Linked DNA regions of Homo sapiens: all the other regions are linked to region 3. Evidence: chromatin loops called from intact Hi-C (ENCODE). Cell type or tissue: natural killer cell. All regions are shown on one strand. Links, peaks and the distances in the headings refer to the core of each region. The heading gives the core; the rest is flanking DNA.

What was found. Hi-C counts contacts between places; a loop is a spot of excess contacts. Peaks named below come from ENCODE experiments on the same cell type or tissue, not always from the same donor. Only the 100,000 strongest peaks of a DNase experiment are listed, where the experiment ranks them.
Region 1: it touches region 3 in a loop (2.6-fold over the local background); 1 of 110 quality-filtered maps calls a loop at or near these places.
Region 2: a loop joins it to region 3, with 2.9 times the contacts of the local background. A loop is called at or near these places in 1 of 110 quality-filtered maps.

What each region holds. Positions count from the first base shown.
Region 1 is chr3:27,838,910-27,844,559 of GRCh38, reverse strand. All of the region lies in intron 3 of LINC01980 (long intergenic non-protein coding RNA 1980), which reads right to left. Among named protein-coding and RNA genes, the nearest start is that of LINC01981, 7.6 kb to the right of the region's middle. In natural killer cell, for the core only: no CTCF peak of the experiment used is centred there; no DNase peak of the experiment used is centred there; H3K27ac peaks cover 200 bases.
Region 2 is chr3:28,248,570-28,254,219 of GRCh38, reverse strand. All of the region lies in intron 1 of CMC1 (C-X9-C motif containing 1), which reads right to left. Among named protein-coding and RNA genes, the nearest start is that of CMC1, 9.8 kb to the right of the region's middle. In natural killer cell, for the core only: no CTCF peak of the experiment used is centred there; DNase peaks (open chromatin) are centred at 1,989 and 3,009; H3K27ac peaks cover 1,965 bases.
Region 3 is chr3:27,902,670-27,908,319 of GRCh38, reverse strand. No RefSeq gene overlaps it. Among named protein-coding and RNA genes, the nearest start is that of LINC01981, 71 kb to the right of the region's middle. In natural killer cell, for the core only: no CTCF peak of the experiment used is centred there; a DNase peak (open chromatin) is centred at 2,459.

The DNA.
Region 1 (5,650 bases), core at 1,012-3,511, 64 kb after region 3:
GGGCATAAGCAAAGTTAATTGACAAATCATTGAATTACTCAGTTACCACAGGTACTAAAAGTAGAATGATTCAGAAAGACACAATGCAAAACTTTCTGAAACCTCTCCTCTGCAAGGTAGCTGGGGCAAAAGCCTTAACAATGCAATCTCCCATAGCACCTGACACCTAACTTTTCTCCTAATTTTGGTATATAATCGGAATCATAGAATAACAGATTGAGATGGAACCTCAAACATTACATAATCTAAGCACCTCATTTCAAGAGGAAGACACTGAAGCCCAGAGAAGAAGTGATCACCACAGCCCACACCCTTGATACTGGGAGAACATGAGCTTGACATCACTGGGTTTTTGTTTCTGTTTTTGCTCATGAACTTTTGTAGACATCAAGAAAGTCCAGGAACCACTCTTCTCCTTCTGCTCACTGGTTCAGATGGGACACCAATCAAGAGATATATTGTGCTTTTGGATGATATATTGGGTACAGTGTACAGTGCTCAGGTGACAGGTGCACTAAAATCTCAGAAATCACCACTAAAGAACTTATCCATGTAACCAAAAACCACCTGTACCCCAAAAAACTATTGAAATAAAAAGTAAATAAATAAAACTAACAAAATGGGGGAAAATATACATGCTTTTGGTCAAATATCATAAGGTGATTGGTCATGACAGGAATCAAAGTATAACTCATATGGGCTTCAGGCATTGAGTTAAATTCAAGAAATAAAATGTGATGGTAACTTTATTAACATGTTAGGTATCTGCACTTTCACCAACAGTATCTCACTGATAAAACAAGAGACTCACTTTATGAGCTGTAATTACCCGTAAGACACACTTGGAATCCAAGGGACCAAAGTGAGTAGGAGAATGTCTCCTCGTAGGAGTCAGAATGAATCCAAACTCTCACATAGTCCTGTTTTCCGGATGCCCCTTCGAGCCTGGGCTCCACACCTAAATGTTTTATTGATTAATTTGGCCATAGGCCTCCTTTCCATATGGACAAGAGTATGTACATTTCCTTTCCTGTCCTACTTCACATCCTCTCTCCAATTGTGGAATCCCATCTTTCATAAAAAGTAGGTGAGAAGACATAACTTCACCAGGTCAGGATGAGCTGTATATCATAGTGGTGGTTTAACAAGAAACCACATCAGTGAGAACCTCTGGTCTATTTTTGCCCCAACCAGCAGAGTGGAGGAAAAAGCAGCCAACCTGGTACCACTGGTACCTGCTCACCCAACCCAGACTGTGGCATTACACTTGATCTTAGCCAAAAGACCGAGAAGCGATAGACTATGGCATTTATTGAGGACTTACTAATTTCTTCTTCTCTCTCCATTCCTACCTCGATGTCACTGATTTTGTTTTTCTTTTCCCTTCTTCTACGTATGTTTACTGACCACCTACTCCATGCTAGGCACAATGAGAGACACTGGAAATCTAAAAGTGAATAGGACACTATCTGTGCCTCAAAGAGACTTCCAATTTTGAGCATTCTACAGAATCAAACACTGTCAGGCACAAGCCTCAGTCCTGAAAAAAATTACTAGCACCATTTACCTTTGTTGACATTATAGTATAATCCCAATGGTCTGCCACTGCTTAGAGTTAATGGCAAAATTCCCCTATGAGCTCTGACCTCTTTCAGATACAGTTAGCACAAGTGTCACTCACACAGCATTTAATATACAATATCAAAAAGGCAAAGATTTAAATGCTTCTTTCTGGGTGCAGAGCTCTGCAGTTCACCTTTTTCTGATTTTCTCAACCTCAGCATTCTAGCTCCCTTTGCTTTCCTGTTCTCCATCTACACTTACCTGAGACTGGACCACCTTGCTCCACTTTAATGAGACCTATGGAATCTTTCTGTTCCTTCAAAGGGAGTCAAATTTTTGACCCTTCTCTCCAGGATTGTATTAATAGAGCCCTTGCCATTTGAATGTAAATATCTTTATACTCTAGCTAGCTATGAGGCTTTCATCAATTCTGTTGAAAATACAGGAAGCTCTACTCATTGGTGCCCAGGGTGAAGTCTTCCTTCTTATGCTATTGGTGCCACTCAGATTAACACCTAGTATAGACACCATTTTTCCTAGCTTTGTCATCGATCTTTGCCTCTGTCTTTCCTCATAAATTGCCACCATTATTGTTGTTATTGTGGTTACCCATTGGTCTTTGTTTTGATTCCTCCTCAAAATTCCTCCCCCAAAATTAATCATGCATAAATACTTAATGGGCACCCCCAACAGCAGCAATGGTGGCTGAGAGCTGAGCATTTACTCCCTGAGCACTGTGCTAAATGTTTGATTTGCATTATCTCCCTCAATCATCACAAGAACCGCCTATGGACAGCTTTTCTAAGCATTGTAGGTAATTGTCTTAGTTTGGTTTCCCCCAAAGCAGCCCCTGATATAAGGATTTGGGTGTATATAGTTTATTTAGGAAGTGGTCCCAGGAAATAGTGATAAAGTGATGACCTCAGATACGGAAAGTAGTAAAGCCATAAAGATGCATTAATGAGTGAGAAACCATTGCAAATAACTAGGGCTCGATTCCTTCTGAGAAACTGTAGAATGCACCTCAGAATTATTCCACTGAGAAGCAAGGAATCTGGAATAGTTGTTTACCAATTCCCATCCTTCATTGATAGATGATCACCCCTGGGAGATCTAACTCTTTAGAGAACTTCCAGAGGGCTGAGCACTCTTCTGTGGTGAGAAAACACCTACAGACAGAAGCCAAAAGAAGCACTGCTATATACAGGAACTGTCTGTGGCCTGACTTCTCGGTGGGGCAAGGCGATACGGGCAGGTCGCTGATGGCATCTGTTACAGTAACATGGAAGAGAAATAAGGAGAGGAGAAAAAGATGGGAAGAAATAAAATGTAATCTCATCCTCACTAGGCTTACAAGAATATACATATAACCCAAAGGAATTTAAAATTCATCCATATAAAGACTGTTCATTGAGTACCTACTGTGTTGCACACACAGTTTCCCAAATTGGGGGCATAGGAGTGAGTAAAATATCATTAGCCTCATGAAGTTTACACTCTAGAACAATAAAGTGCTAAATAAATGGTGCCATTTATTCTCTCTGCCCTTCTTGTTTAATAGCTCTTTGATTTGGTTTATGGATAAGATAGAGGCCTGGACTTTGGACTTTGAACCCGCTTTGCTTACTTTTGTATTCAAAAGTGACATCTCAGATTTGAGAAAACCTTCCACTTAGTTTGTAACTGCCAAGTAGAACACACAGCAGCCTGTCAAGCTGCTTCTTGCTGTCATTTACAGATTTCCAGGTACTTCATCACAGAGATTAAATATGAAGTGATTTGGTACACACTACATGTTTGTGTCTGCCACTTCTTTTTTAGGCTTCTTACTGAAGTCTATGGTGCCTCTGTTTTGCTTTTTCTTTAGTATTACCAGCATGTTCTTCTCGACCCATAAGTGCTAGACCAAGATTGTCAAATTGACTTCTGAGGGTGACACCCACTAATCCTGCCTTGTCACTCTTAGATATTTTGGTTATCTGTCACACTGACTCTTAGCACCCAACAGACCTCATAGGAGGCACCCACTCCACCTCTTTCATATCTACCCATGATCTGGCCACAGGAGGAGAGGGATTGGGTGGCACCAGAGGTGGGCAATGGCTTCAGCTTGACAGAGAAGGGCAGGCTTATAAAGGAGAAATGGCTTATATCTATGTACACTATTGACTGCTCTCTGGACCATTGCAGTAGCTTCCTACTGGTCTCCTTGTCTCCTCTCTGGGCTCCTTCAGAATACATCTGAAGTCCTCCCTGGATACGGCCTACAAGATTCTATGTGAACAGCCCTCCACTACCCCTCAATTTCTCTGATCTCATCTTGCATTGTTGTCTCTAAGACCTCTCATTTTGCTCTAGCCACTCCCCCATCAAAACAACTACTTTACTGCCTCAGGGACTTTGCACTTTCTGGTCCTTCTATCTGGAATGGTCTTCTCCAGACATCTGCATGGTCCACTCATTCTTTGCTTCATCTGGGTCTCTGCCCAAATATCATCTCATCAGAGAGGTCTTCCTTGATCCCCCAGTAATATACAGCACCTCCTTCCCACTCCGACACTCTGTAACCCCCATACTCTGTTCTGTGTTCCACTACAGCAATATCTCACCTTGTTTTTTCTTTCTTTCTTTGTTGTTGTTTGTCTCTCCCCGTTAGAATGTATGCACCAGACACTTTGTCAATTTTGTTTGGTTATATTACCAGCACCCAGAACAAGGCTTGCCATAGAGTAGACCATCAGTAAATGTGTTAATGAATAAGAAGGCAGATTTAGTGAGTATACATGTGTTAAAAGAGACTGAGCTTAGAGATAGTACAACTTGAATATTAAACATTTACATATAAAAACTCATTCCACCACATAGATGCCACTCTCACTACTCTACTGCTATAGAATCTTGAAGCAATCCTGGCAAAGGCAATTGCTCAATAAACCTTTTGGGGAAAAATGACCAATCTTATTAGTCATTAACAAAATACCAGTTAAAACAATAATTAGATACCATTACTGACCAAGATTTTCCAATTATTATAGTTGCTGATGTTGGGAAGGCTGACATGAGAGTGAGGGAGGGACTGGGCACTGGATTACACCACTGATCAGAGTGTGGACACATTCAACTTTTCTAACTAGTTAATATGCATGAAAAGCCTTAGATATGCAGTTTTTGATATGTTACATATGAAGAACATTATTAGTATAAGAAAATGCTCACAGTATTTTTTTATAAGCAAAAGAACAGGGTGACTATAGTACGTGGAGCATAAGACCATTTTTGTTTAAAGAATTTAAGGAATCCTCCCTGATCTGGAAGATCTGATCCTAAAATGTTTGCCATGCTTATCTCCAAGCAGCAGGATTCCAAATAATTTCAATGTTCTTCCTTTTACTTGCCTGCATTTTCTAAATGTCTTATAAGTAACTTGCATTAATATTTCATTTTATTATGTAAGCATTACATAGAAACTTGAAAAACATGTATAAGAAAAAATAAATAAGAATAAAAAGCAGCTTTAATAGTAATAAGCACTAGTAATAATATAATAGTAATTTATTCTTATTAAAATTTTATTTTAATATTAGCTAATTTAATAACAAATGATAATTTGTTTGGATGCTAGGACACACCCACCTTCCTCTTGTTATTAATATGGAGCCTACACGATAAAACAGGCCATCGAATGCCCTCCACGATCTCAATAATTTGGGGTGGCAGGCCTCTGAACAGAACGCAAACCAGTATCATTCCAGAAGAGACAAACTTGATTTGGGTTCCCTTAGCTGGGAGTTTTCCCAAGTTAGCAAACTTGTAGGGAAATGCCTCCTTTGGACCCATGCTGGGGCAGCCCCACACTCCAGGAAAGTTTTCCATCAGGTCTTACTCCCTTGGCACAGGCATTTACATATGTTATGGGCCTGGAGTCTCCTCTGTTTAAACTGTGTCCTACAGACTGATGCCTCACAGCACAGGAAAAAAGTGTTCCCTTATTCCCGTTTATTCCCAGACAAGTAAAGATTCCACCCAGCTCCCTCCAAGTTGAAAACAGCCACCAACGGGGAGGCTGAGAGAACTAGACTAGGTCCTG
Region 2 (5,650 bases), core at 1,012-3,511, 350 kb before region 3:
TTATACATTTGTACAGAGGTTGCAAAACTAAAAATTAAATTTTGAAAGTTTGCTACTGTATAGTCACATAAATTTATACTGAATTAAAGAATCAGGATAACACCATCAGGGAAAATTTCCAAAGCTCTAACTTCTCAACATTCTATCATCACCTGGAAGTCAATTTTCACCTTTTTCACTGGCTGAATTTGTTAGCTCATATTTTGCTTTGGGGCTCATGTGTTCTTGCAATATGGCAGTGCTAGATTATAAGGCTACTGACAACAGCACTTGCTATGAATCCACAAAGACAACAGTGAAGCAAATAAGAATATTACAGAGTCTTTAATAGCAAAGAATGTGATATATGAAGGGCAAGTTATGCCCTTTCAATAATGAAAACATTCTAATTTAACTAATTTGATACTTACTTAGGTAATGCCATTTTTTAAAAAATTTACTAGTTAACACTTACTTGCTCCTGAAGACAGTTTGGTGCTACTGTTTACTCTGTAGGAAAAACATGAAAAATGCTTGTAATAAACTTGCAACAGTGTTCTCATTAGCAATAGTTTCTATATTTGGATCCCTCTTCTTTGTTTGTTTAGCTTTTTGGGGGGAGTTTTTTGGGGGGTTTTTTGGTTTTGGTTTTTGTTTTTTGAGACAGAATACTATTCTGTCACCCAGGATAGGGCGCAATGGCGTGATCACAGCTCACTGCAGCTTCTACCTCCCAGGTTTAAGTGATCCTCCTATCTCAGCCTCCCAAGTAGTTGGAAACACAGGCACACACCACCACATCAAGCTAATTTTTTTATGTGTACTTTATAGAGATGGGATCTCACTATGTTTCCCAGGCTGGTCTCAAACTCCTGGACTCAAGCGATCCACCCACTTCAGCCTCCCCAATGCTGGGATTACAGGAGTGAGCTGCCACGTCCGACTGGTCCCTCTTCTTTACTAGCTATGAAGAGTCTCAAAAGGCAGAGCCCCGGGAAGAAGGCATGATATACAATACAATGAGACCAGCGTTCTCAATTGTTAGTTCTCACTAAGTGCTTCACACCAGGAATCTAGGCAGACTCCAGTTTTTCTCAACAGCACAAAGATATGTATGCTCATGACCAGATATTCCTCTTGCCAGTTTGTTCATACCTTCTTGCTATAACGACAGAGTAAAATGAGGAAGGGTAGACGAAGAGACATCTTAAAATAGGAAAATTCACCTTCTTTCCTTCAAGCCATACTAGAACTGACAAAACAAAAACAAAAAGGGAAATCAAGAGTAGGAGAGATGTTTTCTTCCCCGCAATGCTCCAGCCTGCCTGTCTGTGAAACCTGAAGATGAGGGCAATGAATACATACAGTCTTCATAACAGTTCTCTCAGGTAAGTATTTTGATTTCATTTTGCAGATAAAGAAGTGGAGGCTCACAGAGGTGAAATGACCCAAGCTTCTAATAAAGTGCCAATGCCAAGATCATGTAACCCAGGCTCTAAACCTTCAATGACACCACCATGCACATGGAGTGGGGGCCTTAGGAGACTTAAGCAAACAAGGCTAAATGAGCTTCCACAGTTATGCTGAAGCAGGGAAACAACCTTTAGACAGTAAGTTTGTGTTTCAGAAGCACCATTTGAACCAGCAAAATTTGAAAATTCAGTTCTCAATTTTTTATCAGAAAGTAAAATCAAAGGGAATTCTGATTCTGCTTCCTACCACGGGAAAAAAATATTTTTAAAAGCAAGGGGAGCAATTTGTCAGCTGGCTGAAAAACACATTCAAAGAGAATAAACATCAAATATTAGGTCAGCCACTAACAATCTAATTTTGTATAAGCTCAAACGCTTACAAAATACGGAAAGTACATCAGTGAGGTAGATGTGCCTATTTCTGCTTAGCTTCTGGGTCAAGTAACACCCATATCCCACAATAGTATGCTTCATCTGAGCTTCTCTGTCCTATCAGCTTTCACTGTTAATTAACCACCTTGTTCACACTAGATGTGCCCATTTCCCAATAGCACCTATTTCTTGGACCTCAGATTCTGCAGATTGCTAGGTGTGAAAAGTTCCTCTTCCACCCACACTGCTTTAACCAAGAGGAGGCCAGAAAGGGACAACATATTTAAAAGTATACCAAAGCAGGAAATTAACTTATGCAATAAGACATGCCAATTTTAGAACTGTGTTACAACCGCCATTGTGGCCATAATTTCTTAAATGAACAAGTTTCACATTTACTTTATTTGGTAAAACTTCAAGACTGTCTTTGCGCCTACAAGCACAATTTCCCACTGATATCCGGCAGAAAATCAGCAGTGTTATGGGACAGGAGCAGACATTTGAGAAAGTAATAAATGACAGCATACCTGTGGCCTTCTTAGCAATACATTGCCTGATTTACTTTTTTTCCTCATATAAATCTAGAAGATTGTGTAATATTCTCAATCCTATGAATGTTCCTCAAGCCTCTCTCCACCATGTTACTACTGGTTCTTCTTTTATCTTACAATATTTCATAGAATTCCTATAAAGAAAATATAATACTTTGATAATGGAATAGGAGAATTATTTTTATATTGAAGGGTTTTTCACTTATTTCAAAGACTCAGCCTTTGCTCAAATCACATCATCTTTCTTGGTATGGCTTCAGAGCTAATCTGAAGTAAACATGAAAACCAGTTCCATAATATAACTTTTTTGGGGTGGGAGCAATATGGTTTGGATATGGTTTGTCCCCACCAAATCTCATGTTGAAATCTGATCCCCAGTGTGGCAGTGTAAGGAGGTGGTCCCTAATGGGATGTGTTTGGGACACGAGGGCAGATGTCTCATGAACAGCTTTGTGCCCTTCTAGCAGTAATGAATTCCTGCTCTTGCTGGAGTGGACTAGTTCTTCAGAGTGGGCTGGTTCTCAGAGAAAATGACTAGTTCCCAAGAGACTGGATTGTTGTAAAAGTCAGGACACCTCTCACGTTTGGTCCCTCTTCACACATGCCCGCTTCCCCTTTGATCTTCTCTGCCATGTTCTGACACAGCATAAATGTTCTCATCAGAAGCCAAGCAGATGCCATGCTTCCTGTATAGCTTGCAGAACTGTGAGCTAAATACACTTCTTTCTTTATAAATTACTCATCCTAAGGTATTCATTTATAGCAACATAAAACAAACTGAGACAAGGGAAGAGGCAGCATTTCCCAGGATGATCGTCTATCACCTTCACCAGACTGTCTCTGGTTAAACCTTGGCTGAAATTCAAATTAACTTTCAGAACAAAGATTTGCCAAAATGAGGATATTAAGACGAGTGTACTGAAGAATCCAAAGGGAAATCTTAAAGGAGTTTCAAAAATATCCTGAACAATGGTAACAATACTAGAACTATACACACTTCCAAGGTAATATCTGTACTTAATCCTCCTGGGGCAATCCCACAAGGTTCCACCTTTAAAGATAGTGTTTATGATACTGAGTTCTCAGTGCTCATCTCCATCTCCAACTTTCCACATTTTCAACTATCTACTGGTGGTTTCTAAGTCCCACCAGCAGCTCAATTCCAACTTAAATTTCCTACAATGTAAACCTTCATTTTGCCAACCTAGTGGTTATGTTACCCTTCTTACCTGAAAAATCGGCTTATAGTTATATAGTACACAGAAGCAACACGATAAATATTTACAGAAAGAAGAAAAGGGTGGTGGATGGAACTGGTTTACAAACATCATCTCATTTAGAAGCAGATACAAAGAAATTAAGACTCAGAAAGCTCAAAGCAATCTTGCAGCATTACCCGGCAAGTAACAGGTAAAGCCAAACTCTAGTTCAATCTCAGTCTTTATTTTCCATCTTCAACCTCTTATTTTTTGTTATCAAAGTTTACTTATTTAAAACTCAATTCAACATTTCTCCATCCCAAAGTTCTTCCTGACCTCCAGCACTAAAAAGTGATTTCTCCTTCCTCTAACCCCAAGATTTTGCCTGCACTCGTTCTGTTGCTATAATCACACCTGGACTTAAACACATCACATCACACTATATATCCAATCTTCTCCTGCTAGATCAGTGGTTGGCATGAGTTGAATTGTGTTTACCATTCTCCAAATTCATATGTTGAATCCCTAACCCTCAATGTGACTGTATGTGGAGACAGTGCTTTTGGGAGGTAATTAAGGTCAAATGCGGTCATAAAGGTGAGGCCTTAATTCGATAGGATTAGTGGCCTCATAAGAAGCAGAGGGCTCTCTCTCCTTCTCGTTCTCTCCTCCTCCTCCCTCAACCTCCTCTTCCCCCATCCCTCCCCGCTCACTGCCATGTAAACACACAGGGAGAAGGCAGCCATCTGCAAGTCAGGAAGAGAGTCCTTGTCAGCAACCAGATCTCCTTGAATCTTGGTCTTGAACTTCCTAGCCTCCAGAATAGTAAAAAAAATTAATGTACATTTTTTAAGCCACCCAGTCTATGTTGTGTGGGTCACTCAAGTCAGTCTATGGGATTTTGTTATGGCAGCCTGAGTAGACTAAGACAGATTTTGGTACCAGAAGCTCTCAACCCTGGCTGTACCCAAGAACCACCTGAGAGGGCTGTACAAAATTCTTAATGCTTGGGCCCCACCCCAGACCAGTTAAATCAGAAATGCTGGGGTAAAAGCCAGGCATTGATATTTTTTAAGGCTCCCCAAATAATTATAATATGCAGCTAGACTGAGAACTACTGCAAGTAAAAGTTAACTTTAATGAGGTCAGAGACCACGTCTAACTCATCTTTGTAATTCCCTCTAACTCCTAGCATATGGTAAATATGCAATAAAATTGTTTTAACTGTTTAACAAATGACACGTATATTTAAAAGAGTTTTAGTATTTGATAGTTACAGATACACTGTAAACAAATACGTATGTACCTATTATGTACCAATCACCACACCAGGGATTGTGTATACAATAATGAATCAGTCAAGCAAGGTTCCTTACTCTGCAGCATAAACATGTGATACTCTACATTCCAATTAGTCATGTTTAGGTAATTAACATATCTTTTGATCTGTAAGAATCTCCCAGTAACAGTTCTTTAGCAAAACACAATGCAGGATGGTAAACACCACATTCTTAGCAATTTTTTCCTTCAATCTTCTTACTTAAAAATGCAAAAATAGGCTGGGCGCAGTGGCTCACGCCTGTAATCCCAGCACTTTGGGAGGCTGAGGCAGGCAGATCACAAGGTCAGGAGATCGAGACCATCCTGGCTAACACAGTGAAACCCCATCTCTACTAAAAATACAAAAAAATTAGCCGGACATGGTGGTGGGCGCCTGTAGTCCCAGCTACTTAGGAGACTGAGGCAGAAGAATGGCACAAACCCAGGAAGCGGAGCTTGCAGTGAGCTGAGATCACGCCACTGCACTCCAGCCTGGGCAACAGAGCGAGACTCTGTCTCAAAAAAAAAGAAAAAATGCAAAAATAGAACAGAGGATTGTCGGGGAGAATGTTAACTTGGGTATCAATAGTTTTATTTGGGCACAATTTTGTTTGGTCCACTTATATCAAGTACAAGGTAATACTTCTCATATTTTTGACATCTACAGAATTTTACACATATGATTTTAACACCCCAAACAAAAAATTAAAAAAGATACTAATCCAGGCAACAAGACACAAACTTGAATTTATTTCTG
Region 3 (5,650 bases), core at 1,243-3,742:
AGATTAAAGTGTGGACTATCAAGTCACATTTGAACAAAGATGAGGTTTCTAACCCCACCCACCAGCCCACTACTGCCTTCAGGGAAATGAGTGTGGTCAGCCTCTTCCCCTCTTCTCACTCTCCAAGTGCCCCTCACACTCGTTCTTGCTCCTGGCGTCCTCCCCTGTCCAACTCCTCATGGGAACAGAGAGGAGGGTGAAGACTTAAGGGGACAGGAATGCTTTGACTCACCTGCGATTCGCATAGCTTTGTGTTCTCCAGGCCTCACTGGAATTCAAAACCAACCTTTTCCCTCAAGAACCACTTTGTGTGCCTGCTTTGGAAACTTCTCAATATTGGGAATATTTTTAGGTTCAATTCTGGGCAAGGACCTACAAATATAAATGTAAGAAGTACCTCAGACAAGCAGGACAAATTAAATGTAATAAGAAAGCACCTTTATTTTATTTTTATTTATGTATTTATTTATTTGAGACAGGGTTTCTCTACTGTCACCCAGCCTGGAGTGTAGTGGTGCGCTCTTGGCTCACTACAACCTCTACCTCCCAGTTTTGAGCGATTCTTCTGCCTCAGCCTCCCGAATAGCTGAGAGTACAGGCACCTGCCACCATGCCCGGCTAATTTTTGTATTTTTAGTAGAGACAGGGTTTCACCATGTTGGCCAGGCTGGTCTCGGAACTCCTGACCTCAGGTGATCTGCCCACCTCAGCCTCCTAAAGTGCTAGGATTACAGGTGTGAGCCACTGTGACCAGCCTCATTTTTATTTTTGTCTCTTGCTGTCCCTTTAAAATTTATTCTGGGGAGGACATTCTTTCCCAGTGACTAGATAAAAACTGACTGAATATTGTGCCTTTTCTGGTCACACAATTAATAGAAAATTCTGCAGTTACCTTATATTACAACCTCATTTCAATAATTAAAATAATTAAAAATTATTAAGTAATTTTAATAATTTAATAATTTTAAAAATAATTAAAAATAATTTTAATAATTTAATAATTTTAAAAATAATTTAAAATAGTTAGAATTATCTAATCCCTTTAACAAAACTCCAAATTTAACTTAGTCTTCTTTGCTCACTCTTCCTTGCTTTACTAATCTCAGTGTCTGACTCTTCCAAAGCTGGAGTCTGGGGAGAAAAGAAATGAAAGGTGAGCAGAAATAATTTTGCTTGACTGATATGAACATAAAATGGTTAGACATTTAAAGAAAACTTGCTCCTAGGCAAATTCACAGCTTCTTTGTAGTTTCCCCTGCTGATCCCCTCTAATTGACTCTACTTGGTCCAGGGTCAGGATTTGGCATACTATTGCAGGCCGACCAAATCCCACCTAGTGCCTGTTTTTATAAATAAAGTTTCATTGGAACATAGCCATGCCCATCCTCTGACATACTGTCTATGCTTGCTTTTGTGTGACGATGACTGAGCTGAATAATTGCAACAGAGACTCTGTGGCCTACAGAGATTAAAATATTTATTCTCTGAGCCTTTACAGAAAAAATTTTTAACCCTTGCCCTAGGCTGTACTTTTCCTTTGACTGACTACTCCTGAAACCCCCTCAGTCAGGTTTGTAAACTATTGGGGTCCCCTTCCCTAACAGGTCATCCTCTAGGAAATAATCGCTTTAAAAATGACTCCAGGTCCCATTCCTCCCATGAATTCCTCATCTAGTCTCTGAAATTCACACTCCTTAACTGCCATCAGGGAGAATGCAATTTTTCCCCACTGTACCCTAAACCCTCTTGCCTCAAGCTGTGTTAGAACTCCCAGGTAAATTGTTCCACCGTGGCCCCAGCTGCTAGGATAGATATGAAGCACTTTGAGTGATCCAGTGACAGCCCCTCTCTCTAGCTCAGGATCAGAAGATAGCACAGCACACTCTTCCACTTTGGGGAAAGGTGGTTGGAACTCCATAGCTATTTCCAATAAAAATCCTTCTATACAATCCATCCAATTTCCCACAAGTAGTTCCTTTCATATATTTAATCTGAATGAGACATTGTTGTGGGTTGGATTCCCTAGAAGCAGAGTCTGAGATATAAATTCCTACTAGGGTTGCCAGATAAGATATAATATCCCAATTAAACTGGAATTTCTGATTAAACACTGAAGGATTTAGTATGAGTATGTCCCTAATATTGCATAGGACACATTTATATTAAAATATTATTTTTTATGTATCTGAAATTCAAATTTAAATGAGTGTCTTGCATGTGTTTATTTGTTTTTCTTTAATCTGCAACTCTAATTCTCATTTAAGTGATTGACTGAAGGAGCACACTCAGGTGAAAGGGAACGGGGGAAGCAAAATGGGGCAGAAGGAAGAAGCTAAGCAAAGATGTGGTCTCAGCTGGGGACAGGCCTCAATCAGATGCCATGGGGAGCTGTGGAATATGAACTGTACCACATAGTGTGTCTCACCTTGAGGCAAGCGGTCTGCCTTTGACACCTCCATATGAGTTAACTGTGGTCTGTGGGTTGCCTCCTAGATGAGGCAGTTTGCATTAGTTCCCATTGGTCCCCAGCTGAGGGCAATTCTCTAGATAAAAAAGCAGCTGTGAGCCAGTCAGAGTCAATACTCATAGCAGCTGGGAGAGGAATGCCATAGCCCAGTAAAGGGGACCTTGGTAGGGCATGCATCCCAGCTCTGTCTCTGATTTTTTTTTTTTTTTTGAGACAGAGTCTTGCCATGTCACCTAGCCTGGAGTGCAGTGGCATGACCTCAGCTCACTGCAACCTCCACCTCCCAGGTTCAAGCAATTCTCCTGCCTCAGCCTCCCAAGTATCTGGGATTACAGGCGCCCATCACCACGCCCTGCGAATTTTTGTATTTTAGTGCAGGTTTTCACCATGTTGGCCAGGCTGGTCTCAACTCCTGACCTCAGGTGATCCACCAGGCTCTGCCTCCCAAAGTGCTGGGATTACAGGCGTGAGCCACTGCGCCCGGACTCTATCTGATTATTGACTACTTTAAGCCTCCTGTCTGATAGTCTGTGATAATCATCTGTATCCTTCCATTTGATCCAACACTTCCTATTTCACATTCTATTATATCTATTTTATGCAATGGGTATTATGTTAACTTATAACTAGGGATTCATAGCTGTAGAAAAAATTGGGAAAAACAATAGTCTGGGTGGTAGATAACCTGCATTCATATTTACTAGCTATGAGCTTGTACAAATAGACTAGCTTCTCAATCTCAGTTACTCATCTATAAAATGGATTTTTTAAAAAACCTCTCTCAAATGGTTATTGTACATTATTCATGGAGATTGGTTCTAAGACCCCCGCAGATACCAAAATCCATGGATGCTCAATTTCCTGATATAAAATAATGTAGTGTTTGCATATAACCTACGGACATCCTCCCACATACTTTAAATCATCTCTAGATTACTTATAATGCCTAATACAATGTAAATTCTATGTAAATAGTTGTTATAGTGTATTGCTTAGAGAATATTGACAAGAAAAAAAGTCTGTACATAGTTCAGTACAGCTACAACCATCCATTTTTAAAAAAATATTTTCCATTTGCCATTGATTGAATCCACAGATGCAGAACCTATGGATACAGAGAGCAGAGTATTTCACCTGGGGCTCCTGTTGGCAGTGTCAAAATATGATTTTTCTTTTCCTTTACATGGAGGGGTCTACTCACTGCACTTCTCCTTTATCTCTGGGCTTAGCCTTTTTTTTGATACCTGGTGATTTGTTTAGGTCATTATAGGAGAGGGCAAATATTGGGCTTCAAGCCCACCTTGTAGAGCAGCCCAATCAGTGTGATGTGTTTGAGGTTAGTTGTTGCCAGGAATGACAAAGTTTGTTATCTTACATTTGGGCATATTATTCAAGTCAAGTGGGACTAGACATTTGATCATGCTTTTAAGAAAATTTTCAGTTTCCTCCCAGTGAACTCCTAGAGAAGATCTCAGAGTAGTTTTTATCTGGACAACTAAATTATCTGCATATCACACATATGTTAAAGGATGTCTGTCATTGAAACTATATGGATAACACTCAAAGAGTTCTGACTTGAGATTCTAATTCAGGCTTCCCCCACCTCCCCACCCACCTTTACTTCCAGACATGAGCAAGTCATTTTACCTCTCTGGGACTTGGTTTATTCCTCTATTTAGTTATAGTGTTTAGACTCATGTCCTTTGGGATGCCCTCTTTTCAAGTCTATAATTCTCAATGTGAAATGTCTGCAAAGGCCTATGGTTTAATTTAGTATACTTTTCAATAATACTTTCTATAACTTATTCTGATCTAAAAAGTTATACATGTTTATTGTATATAATATGGATAACAGAGATAAGCAGAAAGAAGCACGTAAAACTATGTTCTGCACCCACCACCTACAGTGAGCAATTGAGGTCCTATTGTATACACAGTATCAGATCCTTCCATTCATATTAAGCAATATTTTAAAACACTACCAAATTATTATTATTTGATGTTAAATTGCTTTACTATCTACCCATTTTTCCTGGCGTTTGAACTTTTGTAATAGAAATGTTTTCTTGGGCAAATTCTTCCCAAGCCGGAGATATTGTGAAGAACTAGGTTAAGTCTTAGAAAGTGCCACAAATGAGTTGATGATTTTGGTGCCTCAGTAGAAACTCTGCAGAGTAGGTAAGTCCTTCAGAAATCTTGAGGTGCCAGAGATAAGCAGTGCTTCCTGTTTCTTTTCTAACATAAAGATGGTGATTTCCTGTAAGCTCTTGATGTGTAATGTTTAGAATTTCTTTGATAGCACATTGAGAAAATGTTTTAATTTGACTCAAAATGATTTAATCAGACGTTATATAGATAATGAGGCAAATAAATCCTATCCAACCCTAAAATAGAGTTGGCAAATATTATTTTACCCGGAAAAGGAAGAAAAAGGGAGATAAATTAGGACAACTTATGAAAATAAGAGACATTTTCTTATGCATCAAATAAGCCTTCAGAGTTTGCATCTATGGGCTCCTTTAGAAGGAAGGGGAAATACTTGTATTTGAATTTCCAGGCTCTCTAACAAAGCATCAGAAATTCGTCATTAAAAACTGACTTATAAGCAAATTAATACTCATTACTTGATTGTTTATTTTCAGTCACATACATGCACCACCTAACTGTAATTTTTTTCTACCCCGAACATGATTTTCTTGATACTGTTTCTTCAAAAGGATAATCTTGTCACAACCAAGGAAAAAGACTCAAAGAAGTTAAGCAAGTCATTGAAGTTTTTGGCAAAGCAGGGACCAAAACCAGAGCCTTCAGACCCCTAAGTCATTATTCTTCACTTTGTGTTACATTGTATCCAGGGGCATGCATTCTTGGCACTACCATGTATTCTAATTTCTATAACATGGCTCTATTATATGGACTTCTGCACTCTACCTTATTCCTGTAACAGAACAAGAATTAATTTGATTGTGGATATACGTAATAAAGAGTCAGAAAAAACAAGTCAGCAGTTGGCCCCTTCAAAGACAGGCAAGGTGTCAGTACTTACAGAGATGCTATAAAATGAAATTTTAAAAAAAATAGTGGGCCATGGCCGGGCGCGGTGGCTCACACCTGTAATCCCAACACTTTGGGAGGCCGAGGTGGGCAGATCACAAGGTCAGGAGTTCGAGACCAGCCTGGCCA